Regions from separate parts of the Homo sapiens genome. Here region 1 is linked to region 2. A link is an interaction called in ENCODE POLR2A ChIA-PET data of the cell type or tissue named here. Cell type or tissue: GM12878. All regions are shown on one strand. Links, peaks and the distances in the headings refer to the core of each region. The heading gives the core; the rest is flanking DNA.

What was found. ChIA-PET counts read pairs that join two places held together with the same protein. Peaks named below come from ENCODE experiments on the same cell type or tissue, not always from the same donor. Only the 100,000 strongest peaks of a DNase experiment are listed, where the experiment ranks them.
Region 1: POLR2A ChIA-PET joins it to region 2 with 5 read pairs; 2 of 35 experiments call an interaction of 5 or more read pairs at or near these places.

What each region holds. Positions count from the first base shown.
Region 1 is chr14:45,866,196-45,871,586 of GRCh38, forward strand. No RefSeq gene overlaps it. Among named protein-coding and RNA genes, the nearest start is that of LINC02303, 150 kb to the left of the region's middle. RefSeq lists an enhancer at 2,171-2,450. In GM12878, for the core only: no CTCF peak of the experiment used is centred there; DNase peaks (open chromatin) are centred at 1,336, 2,376 and 2,836; H3K4me3 peaks cover 1,815 bases; H3K27ac peaks cover 3,535 bases.
Region 2 is chr14:45,807,071-45,812,461 of GRCh38, forward strand. No RefSeq gene overlaps it. Among named protein-coding and RNA genes, the nearest start is that of LINC02303, 94 kb to the left of the region's middle. RefSeq lists an enhancer at 4,006-4,635. In GM12878, for the core only: a CTCF peak has its summit at 3,601; DNase peaks (open chromatin) are centred at 3,261 and 3,531; H3K27ac peaks cover 489 bases.

The sequences.
Region 1 (5,391 bases), core at 220-5,219, 59 kb after region 2:
GTTATTACCTAGTTACTACGAAAAATTGAAATGCGTTTGGAGTTTTAAAATCATAAGTCCTGTACTTTATGTTCAGAAAAAATACTAACCCAAATGTTACTTAGACTTGAAGTTGAGAAAGAAAAGTAGCTGAGAGTGTTATTGGACTGAACTGGGATCCATTCACCCAGCACAGCAAAAACAAACATTGGCATCAGGACTGCAGCTAGAAGTGACGCATCTATTGCAAGGCATCAAGCAGTGAGAATCAGGCACCAGGGATGCTTAAGACGCAAATGCTTAAGACTCAAACTCCCTAATGCAGCAGTTCCCAGCTTTCTTAGCACCAGGGACGGGTTTTGCAGAAGACAATTTCTCCACGGACTGAGGAGTGGGGGATGGTTTTGGGATGATTCAAGAACATTATATTTATTGTGCGCTTTATATCTATTATTACTACATTGTCATATATAATGAAATAGTTATACAACTCACCATAATGTAGAATCAGTGGGGGCCCTGAGCTTGTTTTCCTGAAACTAGACGGTCCCATCTGAGGGTGATGGGAGACAGTGACACCTGAAGTGTGTTGCTTATGTCCAGTCTACTCTGTTATCTCATTGTGGTTTCTGTCACTGCAGAAAACTCTGCTTCAAAAAGAAAGAATGTTGGAAATGGAAGCAGGCTTTACAGTGCTTTTGTGGCAATCACAGGATATTCCTCCTTGATGATTAGGATTTGAAGTTGTCTGGAACGTACTTTTAAGGCCACTGTCATTTGTGATCTCAAGCAGTTGATCCTCTTCTGGCACAGGCAAAATCAATTCATCTGGCTTACTCACAAATGGGTCACTGATCCATTCTTTCCCAGTTTGGCAGTCTTTTGTGTTTGGGAAGTAATGTTCAAACTCTTTTGAAAGATGAGATAGGTGATCATGCACCAGCTAGGAGAAAGAAGGCCTTGGCTCAGTCTCTTTCAAAATATCTGCCAATGTTTGAAATTGTCAAATATTCCAATGTTCACTTGTCGCCCCCATAATTCCAGTTTGGCTTTAAACGCAGCCACTTTATCTGCTGACTTGAACACAGCTTTCATTCTCCCCTGAAGTGACAGATTGAGTTCATTCAGCAAGTTGAATATGTGACAGAGGTAAGCAAGTTTTGCAACCCATTCTGTGTCACTGAAATGTGCTGCCAGTGGTTACTGTTTTTCTAAAAATATCTCTGGAGCAGCTCTCATAACTCAAAAACTCTGGCCAGTGATCTACCTTTAGAAAGTCATTTCACATCTGTGTGTAAGAGATGTGTGTGCTCTGTGTCCATCTCCTCACAGAGCTGCGCCAACAGACATGAGTTAAAAGCATATACTTTAATGTTGTTGATAGTTTTAATAGCATCCTGCAAAATGTCATTAAGTTTAGGTGACATTTTTGGGGTAGCTAAGATTTCTCTATGGCAGTCACAGTGCACAGACTCAAATTCAGAAGTGACTTCTTTGATCTGAGTAGTGAAACCAGAAAGCCATCCAGCCATGGCAGCCTCTCTGTTCATGCATATACCAACACAAAATGACCAATACAGTTTTCCTAATATGTAATTATTCAAAGACTTAATAGTTCTGCAGCTGTGGTGTTGTTTGGCAACAAAAGTGCACAGAACATATCCTCATGCACATCCTCCTGAAAAATATATTGCATGAAAACAAACAAGCATTGTTGCCTTGTTGTCAATATCTATAGAATTGTCAACCTGGATTAAATACCACAGTGACTCATTAATTCTCTCTAAAAACTGTGCCTCAATATCCTCTGCTAGTTCATCAATTCATTTAGCTATGGTGCTAGATAAAAGAGGAACATGTGCCACCTTTTGAACTGTAGCCTCTCCTAACGTTTAACCACAAATGTCCTTAGCAGCCGGCAGGATGAACTCTTCACCAATAGGAAAGGATTTCTTAGCTTTAGCAATGCAGTTAGCCACTAGGAATTATGCTTTCAGTGCAGACACATTTGATGAAGTGGTGGTCTTCAATAACTGCTTCTGTTATTTGTGTTCACATTTTTTCTTTTGAAAAACTCCAAAGGCTTGTCTTTTATTGCAGGGTCCTTGGTCTCCATGTGACAAAGCAGTTTTGAAGGTTACAGGGCTTCATTGGATAGCCAGTTGTCACGTATTTTACAAAGTGGCCTTGGAGAATGTGAATCACCTGTTGCAATGAACCCATAATTTAAGTAGGACTTGGTGTTTTCTTTTAAATGCAGCTTTCTTTTTGTTGGCAGTCTTAGAGTCTTCTGCTGTCTCATCATTGGGTGTTTACCCCTTTTCAAAGAAGCTCTCCAGTGATGTTTGGTTCTTACTCATTTTGGCCAGAGTTAGCTTGTGGGAACCAAAACTGTGACTAAGGCAAGTGCACAGTGTGGGAAAGAGGCACAGATGAAAGTGGTAAATAAAATAATGGGTGGACCATGTCGAGACAAAAATGAGTATCAGGTTCTGACTTAAATCCTGCCACCAGATGCAGCTGTGAAATTGAAGTACACCAACTCACTTGCCACTATAAAGCTGCCACGAGATGCAGTTTAAATGCCACTTGCTACTCACTGATAGGGTTTTGATCTGTGTCTCCAAGCAATTGATTTATTATGGTTTCTGTGCAGTTAAAAATCTCTGCTAATGTTAATCTGTATTTGCAGCCACTCCCCAGTGCTGCATCACCACCTTGGGTCCACCTTAGATCATCTGGCATTAGATTCTCATAAGAAGAGTCCAACCTAGATCCCTTGCATTCGCAGTTCACAATATGGTTCGTGCTCCTATGAGAACCTAATGCCACTGCTGATCTGACAGGAGGCAGAGCTCAGGTGGTAATGAAAGTGATGGGCAGTGGTTGTAAGAACAGATGAAACTTTACTAGCTTACCCATCTTTAACCTCCTGTTGTGTGGCTCATTTCTAATGAGCCACAGACCAGTATTAGTCTGTGGTCTGAGGGTTGTGGTCCCTTCCCTAATGGCTCATTGATAAGGGGTTTCAGAGGCAGAGATGTAGAGGTTATAGGCAAAGTCATAATTCAATATATGGCAGCTATAAATTATTTTGAACTAAAAAGGTGGCATATCTTGAAGCAGAAAGGAGACCTACAGATTATAGGTGGAGTCAAAGATTTTCTGATTTTGCTAACCATGGAAAAGATTCGAGTTACTGGTGGCATATCTATACAGATCTGCAGCAACCTCAATTCTTGTCTCCTCAGAAGAAAGAATTTAAGTGAGAGGCATAAGAGAGAAGAAGATACCAAGGCAAGTTTCACAGCAGAAGTGGAAGTTTATTAAAAAGCTTTAGAGTGTAAGGAATAAAAGAAGAAAAGAAGGAAAGTACAGCTTGGAAGATGGCCAAGTGGACAATTTGAGAAACCAAGTGTGCAGCTTGATCTTTTGACTTGGGGTTTTATTACTTCCCTCTCCATTGCTGAGATCTATTTTTTTTTTTTTTTTTGAGATGGAGTCATGGTGTCGCCAGGCTGGAGTGCAGTGGCATGATCTTGGCTCACTGCAACCTCCACCTCCCGGGTTCAAGCAATTCCCCTGCCTCAGCCTCCTGAGTAGCTGGGACTACAGGCATGCACCACCATTCCCGGCTAATTTTTTGTATTTTAGTAGAGACAGGGATTCACCATGTTGGCCAGGATGGTCTCGATCTCCTGACCTCGTGATCTGCCCACCTCAGCCACCCAAAGTGCTGCGATTACAGACATGAGCCACTGCACCCACTCCTGAGATCTTATTGGGAAGCTGCTGATCAGTTACAGGTGTTTTCTATCTATCAGGAGCCCGTCTTTCCCCAGTGCCAGCTGTGACCAATTATTATTTTAGAAAAACAGTTACCAACTGCCTGACCATTGCTTGATGGTCACCCAACACTCATGGTGTGTTGGGGGAAGCCCTCTCCTGCCCTGTTTATATGTCACTAGATAACTACTGTAACAATTTAATACTGGTTCAGAGGCAAAGCTTTGTCTAAATATTTGAGATCAACTGAAAAGAATATTAGTTCTTGCCCAGGGCATGATCTCCTCCAGGCCCCTCAGGAAGAAACAAAGAACAGTGTATTAGTCCATTTTCATGCTGCTGATGAAGACATACCTGAGACTGGGCAATTTACAAAAGAAAGAGGTTTAATTGGACTTACAGATCCACGTGGCTGGGGAAGACTCACAATAATGGCAGAAGGCAAGGGCAAGCAAGTCATGTCTTACATGGATGGCAGCTGGCAAAGAGGATAACTTGTGCAGAGGAACTCCACTTTGTAAAACCCTCAGATCTTGTGAGACTTTTTCACTATCATGAGAACAGCATGGGAAAGACTTGCCCCTATGATTCAACTACCTCCCACTGGGTCTATCCCACAACACATGGGAATTCAAGATGAGATTTTGGTGGGGACACCATCAAACCATATCACTCTACTCCTGGCCCCTCCCAAATCTCATGTTCTCACATTAGAAAACCAATCATGCCTTTCCAACAGTCCCCCAAAGTCTTAACTCGTTCCAGCGTTAACTCAAAAGTCCACACTTCAAAGTCTCATCCGAGACAAGGCAAGTCCCTTCCACCTAGGAGCCTGTAAAATCAAAAGCAGGTTAGTTACTTCCTAGATACAATGAGGTTACAGGCATTGGGTAAACACAGCTATCCTAAATGGGAGAAATTGGGAAAATAAAGGGGCTACATGCCCCATGCAAGTCCAAAATCCAGCAGGGCAGTCAAATCTTAAACTTCCAAAATGATCTTCTCTGACTCCATGTCTCATATTCAGGTCATGCTGGTGCAAATGGTGGGTTCCCATGGCCTTGGAAAGCTCCACACCAGTGGCTTTGCAGGATACAGCCTCCCTTCCAGCTCCTTTCGTGGACTGGCATTGAGTGTCTGAGGTTTTTCCAGGTGCACAGTGCAAGCTGTCAGTGGATCTATCATTCTGGGGTCTAGAGAACGGTGGTCCTCTTCTTACCACTTCTTACCACTAGGTGGTACCCTAGTAGGGACTCTGTGTGAGGGGTCCAACCCTACATTTCGCTTCTGCACTGCTCTAGCAGAGGTTCTCCATGAGAGCCCCACCCCTGTGGTAAACTTCTGCCTGGACATCCAGGCATTTCTATGCATCTTCTGAAATCTAGGTGGAGGTTCCCAAACCCCAATCTTGACTTCTGTGTACTGGAAGCTCAACATCAAGTGGAAGCTGCCAAGGCTTGAGGCTTGCACCATCTGAAGCTACAGCCTGAGCTCTACATTGGCCCCTTTTAGCCATGACTGGAGTAGCTGGGACACAGGGCATCAAGTCCCTAGGCTGCACACAGCATGGGTACCCTTGGCCTAGCCAATGAAACCACTTTTTCCTCTTAGGCCTCCAGGTCTGTG
Region 2 (5,391 bases), core at 160-5,159:
CAATGAAAGTCATTTTTCTGAAGAATGAACTTTTCAAGAGCTCCTGTTACTTCATTATACTCACTACCAAAAGAGAGAGCTGGGCCTGAGGTTAGCATAGATTGTTTTCAGAGTAGCCTGTGTCTCAAGCCGGTGCTGAGATTACTATACAGGCATGGAACTAATCTGCCAATTTCAGCCTTACATTTTACTTGCATTTCAGGGTCTGTGGAAGGATGAACTGAGGTAATGCATATCTGCAGAGCACTTTTTATAGCCTCTGCGTTGCAGTATGTGGCCACTGCATGCTGAAAGATAGCCAGTGACATCAGGATCATTAATCATGCTTCAGGGATCAGAACCACTCACTTCCTATTCTGGTGCCTCGGTAGTGGCTCTGGACAATGACACGATGATTTGGAAATTCACTGTCTCTCTAATTCTAGGGTTTTGTTTGTAGAAAATTCTACATTGAATCAAGCTATAATAATAGTGAGGTACAGAGTAAAGCCTCCTTTGTATATTCTCTCTCAGTATTCAATCTAGTTGTTCACATGTTATAAAGGGTGACAAATTATTTGAAGAGAGATGAACTGAAAATGAAGGTGTCTTACATGGATGTCATCATCTATTTTTAGCACACTGATATGGTTTGGCTCTGTGTTCCCACCCAAATTTCATCTGGAATTGTAATCTCCATGTGTTGGGGGAGGGATCTGGTGGGAGGTGACTGGATCATGGGGACAATTTCCCCTATGCTGTTCTCATGATAGTAAGTGAGTTCTCATGAGATCTGATGGTTTAAAAGCGGCAGTTTGCCCCATGCTGTTTCCAATACACACAGTGTTTGCAACTAGGAAAATATTTCAATAATATATGAAAGGTTCAAGATATCCTGTGCTTGATAGTAATTGATAAACTATGTGATAACACAAAAATAAGAAGTACATATTTCAAGTTGTGACAACAATTAGAAATATGTCTTCTACATAGCATTATAAATAAAAATAAATCACCTTGCCAAGTTTCATGACCCCATGACTTATTTGTAATACATACTTGAACATGCACATGTCTGATGTATTCCTAGATGTCTGTACATGTATTATAAAGGGCAATGTTTTCCTTGAACAACTGCTGTTTTTAGTGAGATTGTTAGTAGATATTAGTAAATTACACTTGTAGAAAGAACTCTATAGTCAGGAATGTCACATGTGACTGATGAATGTAATAAAAGTAACAGAATTATTATAATGATCACATTTGGTACTAGAAAGAACAGAAAATTTTGTATAGATACAAAATACATAGTCATTGAATGAATAGTTTCTTGGTGGATCAAAGCTTATATATCTTATGGATAATTCCTTAGGTGTGACATGCATCTATTTCATAAGTTGTATAACTTAGTTATATTGTTTTGCATTAATTAGCCTAAGATGTGACATAGATAATAGAAAGGAAATTAAGAAACAAAATTTCCTTTTTTTAATCCAGAAACAATCAGGAACTGTTAAATGGACTAGACTTCTCTTTGATGCCACATAACCAAGCTCTACAGTTCTCTTATTTGACATATTTTAATCCAGGCTTTTTAATCCACTTATCCTCAGTAACAGCCCTCTTCCTTAGACAGTATCTCCAGTCTTTTCTTGCTTTACCTATCCCTACCTTGGACATCTTGATTTTCAGGCCTGTGAACTTAGCCCTGTGTGAAAAGGGTAAAAGGGTCTGAGAACTCCTTAGCATATATTTTTATTACACTTGCATCAATTTATTGTATTACTCTTTGGTTTGGCAATACTCTTGGAATTCATTGAGTAACTCAATGGATATTTGCTGAATTAATTAATGGACAGTGGTTACCTAGGTGAAGAAAGAGAGTCAGGGAAAGGACAAAGGTGTTTCTGTGGCTGAAAAGCAGGAAAAATAACATAGAACAAACCATAACAGCATATTTTTCTGGTGTTCTGAATGAGAATTGGCTGTGGAACAGAGCGGAAGGGATACTACATGGGAAGAACCGAGCCTGGGGATCAGGCCTGGATCACTAAGAGCTGATCAAGATATTTCATCTGTTGTTCTTTCATTTTCATTTCAGAGTGGGAAGTTTGTACTAGGTTGCCTCTAAAGGGCTCTTCCTCATCTGAGCTTTTATAATTCTCCAGATGATTGAATTGATGTTGTTCCTATCCAATTATTGATGACACTATTTTGGTTAAGTTCCTAATACCTTGGGGAAAATGTGTAAAATTCCATGTGTCATGTCATAAATTGAAGAGATATTTAGTCAATTTGATATTAACCTTTAGGGAGCAGTATAATTTCATATAACAGATATTTTTAATTTATCCTGATATAAAATGTCCAAAGAAACTATCCCAAACTAGGTAGAACAAGTAAGTCACTTTACCAGAATCATAAATTCAAAATCAATAAGTGATTAACAGTGTTTACTTTTAAAAGCTATTAGAAGTAGTTGATATTAGAGAGCTAGAAACAAGTATTATAGGATATTTATTTGTATTCAAACTTTTATTAGGAAATTGCTCTAATATTGGTCTTTGTGTTTTAGTATATTTCTAGAGAAGTGAGAGAATCAAGAGGAAATATAGTAATGGACATTTTGACAATGAATTATAAGAGAGTCAATATACTGAGGGTTTAAAAAATTAAGATGAAGATTCATAACTGTTTTCAAGCTATTGAAAGGGAATTGTGAAAAAGATTGTGTCCAATTATCATCTATCTCCACTGGGATTGAAAGACAAGTAGTGGGCTTAATATGAAGCAAGAGAAGAATTCATTTAGAAAGGGAGATTTTTATTTTTGCCCAAATTATGATTAAACATTGTAACAGCTGACTGAGAACTGTTAGGAGCCCTTTGTTTAAAAAAAGTGAAACAGATGAATTTCAGTCTTTGTTCATCTAAGTATGTATTTTCACTTTATGATTATTTGATGATCCTATAAGGACTAACATTTCTCCAGAGTTAAAACCATTAATGGGAGATATATTTGTTGGAAGATTCTCTATTCCCAAAACATTATTTTTCTTTTTTCCTTCAAGATAAAACCCAGCACATATTGTCTGCTTTGATATCTAAACAACTTTACAAGCATTCATGCTTTGAAACAGTATGAGAGGCCAAGCAAAGGACATTTAATGTTTTTTACTTTCCTCTTCCTCTCTGGTCACAGGATAAATGTAAAACTGGTTTGAGTAGCTGCTGTAAAGTCGTGTGGGTAGCTGAATTTCCTGTCAGCACACTTTACAGCCTGCAGATGCCTCTGAGGAGAGACAGGCTTGACTTGTACCACTTTTCAGGTTTGTTTCTTAAACTCGCTTCTGTGAGCTTTTCCAGTGACTCCAGGGAGATGAAGCACCTCCCTACTGCTATATATTAGAGCAAAATTTAGCAGACACTTAAAAGCATTTCACAGTCTCAGAAGAGAAACAAAATAAATTCAAATATTTGGATTTTTGCCAAGGCCTTCAGAGTAAACTCAAAAAGTCTTTCCTTTCCCAGTGGGCACATTCTGAAATTTCTCTTTAGGTTATGCATATTGAATAGAGAGAACCATGGCTCACATCTTTCTAAGTTGAGACAGGAAATTACTGCCCCCTTAGGGTGCTTCCCTGGCATTAACACAGCCCAAGGTTGGAACTGGTTAATAGTTGCATGGTGTGTGTGTGTGTGCATGCACACACGCATATGTGCTCTATCCTTGTAGTAGTCAGAGAGCAGATAGTAACTAAGAAAGAAAGGCAAGAAGATAATAATGAAATATTTGGGAATTAAATGAAAGTCATGGAAAATCTTGGAACCATCATGATTATGAAAGAAAATTCTTGAGATAATTCTATGTCTGCAGTTTGCTTTCCACCTTACAAGTCCCTGGGCAAGTTACTTAATCTCTCCAGTCTCCATTACTTCTATAAACAAGGAATAATAAAAACAACTATCTCACAGAATTGTTATGAGAATTAAATCAGACGATGAATGAAGAATGACAATTACATAATAAGCATTCAATATGTTATTTGTGACTGCTAATGTTGGAAGAAAAAACGTCAAAGAATACCATGATAGACAAAAATCTGTGGCTAAATTACCTGCTTTCACAAGAAATTTGGAACCTCTTAGCCTTCTGTTGATCCTGGGAAACGGCTACTCCCTGGTAGGCTGAATATTACTTTTTGCGGTTACACACTTTGTCTGCTCCCAGAGGGCTCTTGTTCTAGACTTTCTGCTTTAAAGTGCAGCTGGTGCTCCTGTTGGCAGTCTCTTGGGGATGCAAGGGTTTGGCCCAGGGCTTTGGCCCAGTCTTGCCAGATCAAGTGGGGGTAATCTCCTGTCCCCATTTATATGCAGTACTCAGAGGTTTCCAGCTGCTTCCTTGCCATTTACTCCTGGCTTCATCCCTGTGAGGTTGATGGGTAATTAGCATGGATTTTATAGCCACCATAGGAGAGAAAAGGAACTAACCCAGCAAATATGAATTTGGTAGAAAATTTAATTTGATGCTTCCTTCTTAGCAACCCACATACAATGCAAATAATTTTCATCTCCTAACCTGTGGTGGAATTCAAGTTCTTTCTGTTTCAAATAATGGTTTATCCCAAGGGAAGTTTTCCTCATTAACAACAAAAAATACAAAAATTTGTTGGTGATCTATGATGATATTTATTCTATTTCATTTATTTAAATAGTTATAGTTGGAGAGAAGAACAAAAAGTATCAAATCTTGGATTTCTGTATGTCAAGCTACTTTATAGATTCCATCTGACTTTTTGAGAGAGAAAGTTAACAGTGTTCATCGAGCTAACTATATAATTAAATGCTTACCCACTCCTTTCTCTCTCTGGCCTCTCAATTTCTGTGCATTTGCAGAATCTAGATTTTTGATTCATTTGCATTTTGAAGATATAATAATTGTAAACAACATTTCTTGGGCACGCGCTATGTGCCGGGCTCTCTTCTAAGCTCCTGTACGTGTAGACTTGTAGAAGACATTAGGAGAAACAAGAAAAAGTAAATTTTCATGCTTTTGATATTTCTTAGAGTGAAAGCTCTATTTATTTATTTATTTATTTATTTATTTATTTATTTATTTATCCAATGGAGAGATTCAGACCTGTGAATTTACTCCTAGTGAGACCAGAGCACTCCTGGTCTAGATGTTTGTTGACTTTGTTTTTGAAACAGGGCTTATCACATCAGCTAATTATTTTTGTAAGTGCCTGGGTCCTTGATGGCTAATTTTAAATATTGTTCTAGTGTCTCTTGTCTTCTACATCTAGGCTCCTATTTTAGGTTTAGATTACATACACTAATGTGATTATTTGTTTATTTAATGTACATTTTGAAAATTTATCTCAGTAATAACTAACGTGTTTTTTAATGATAA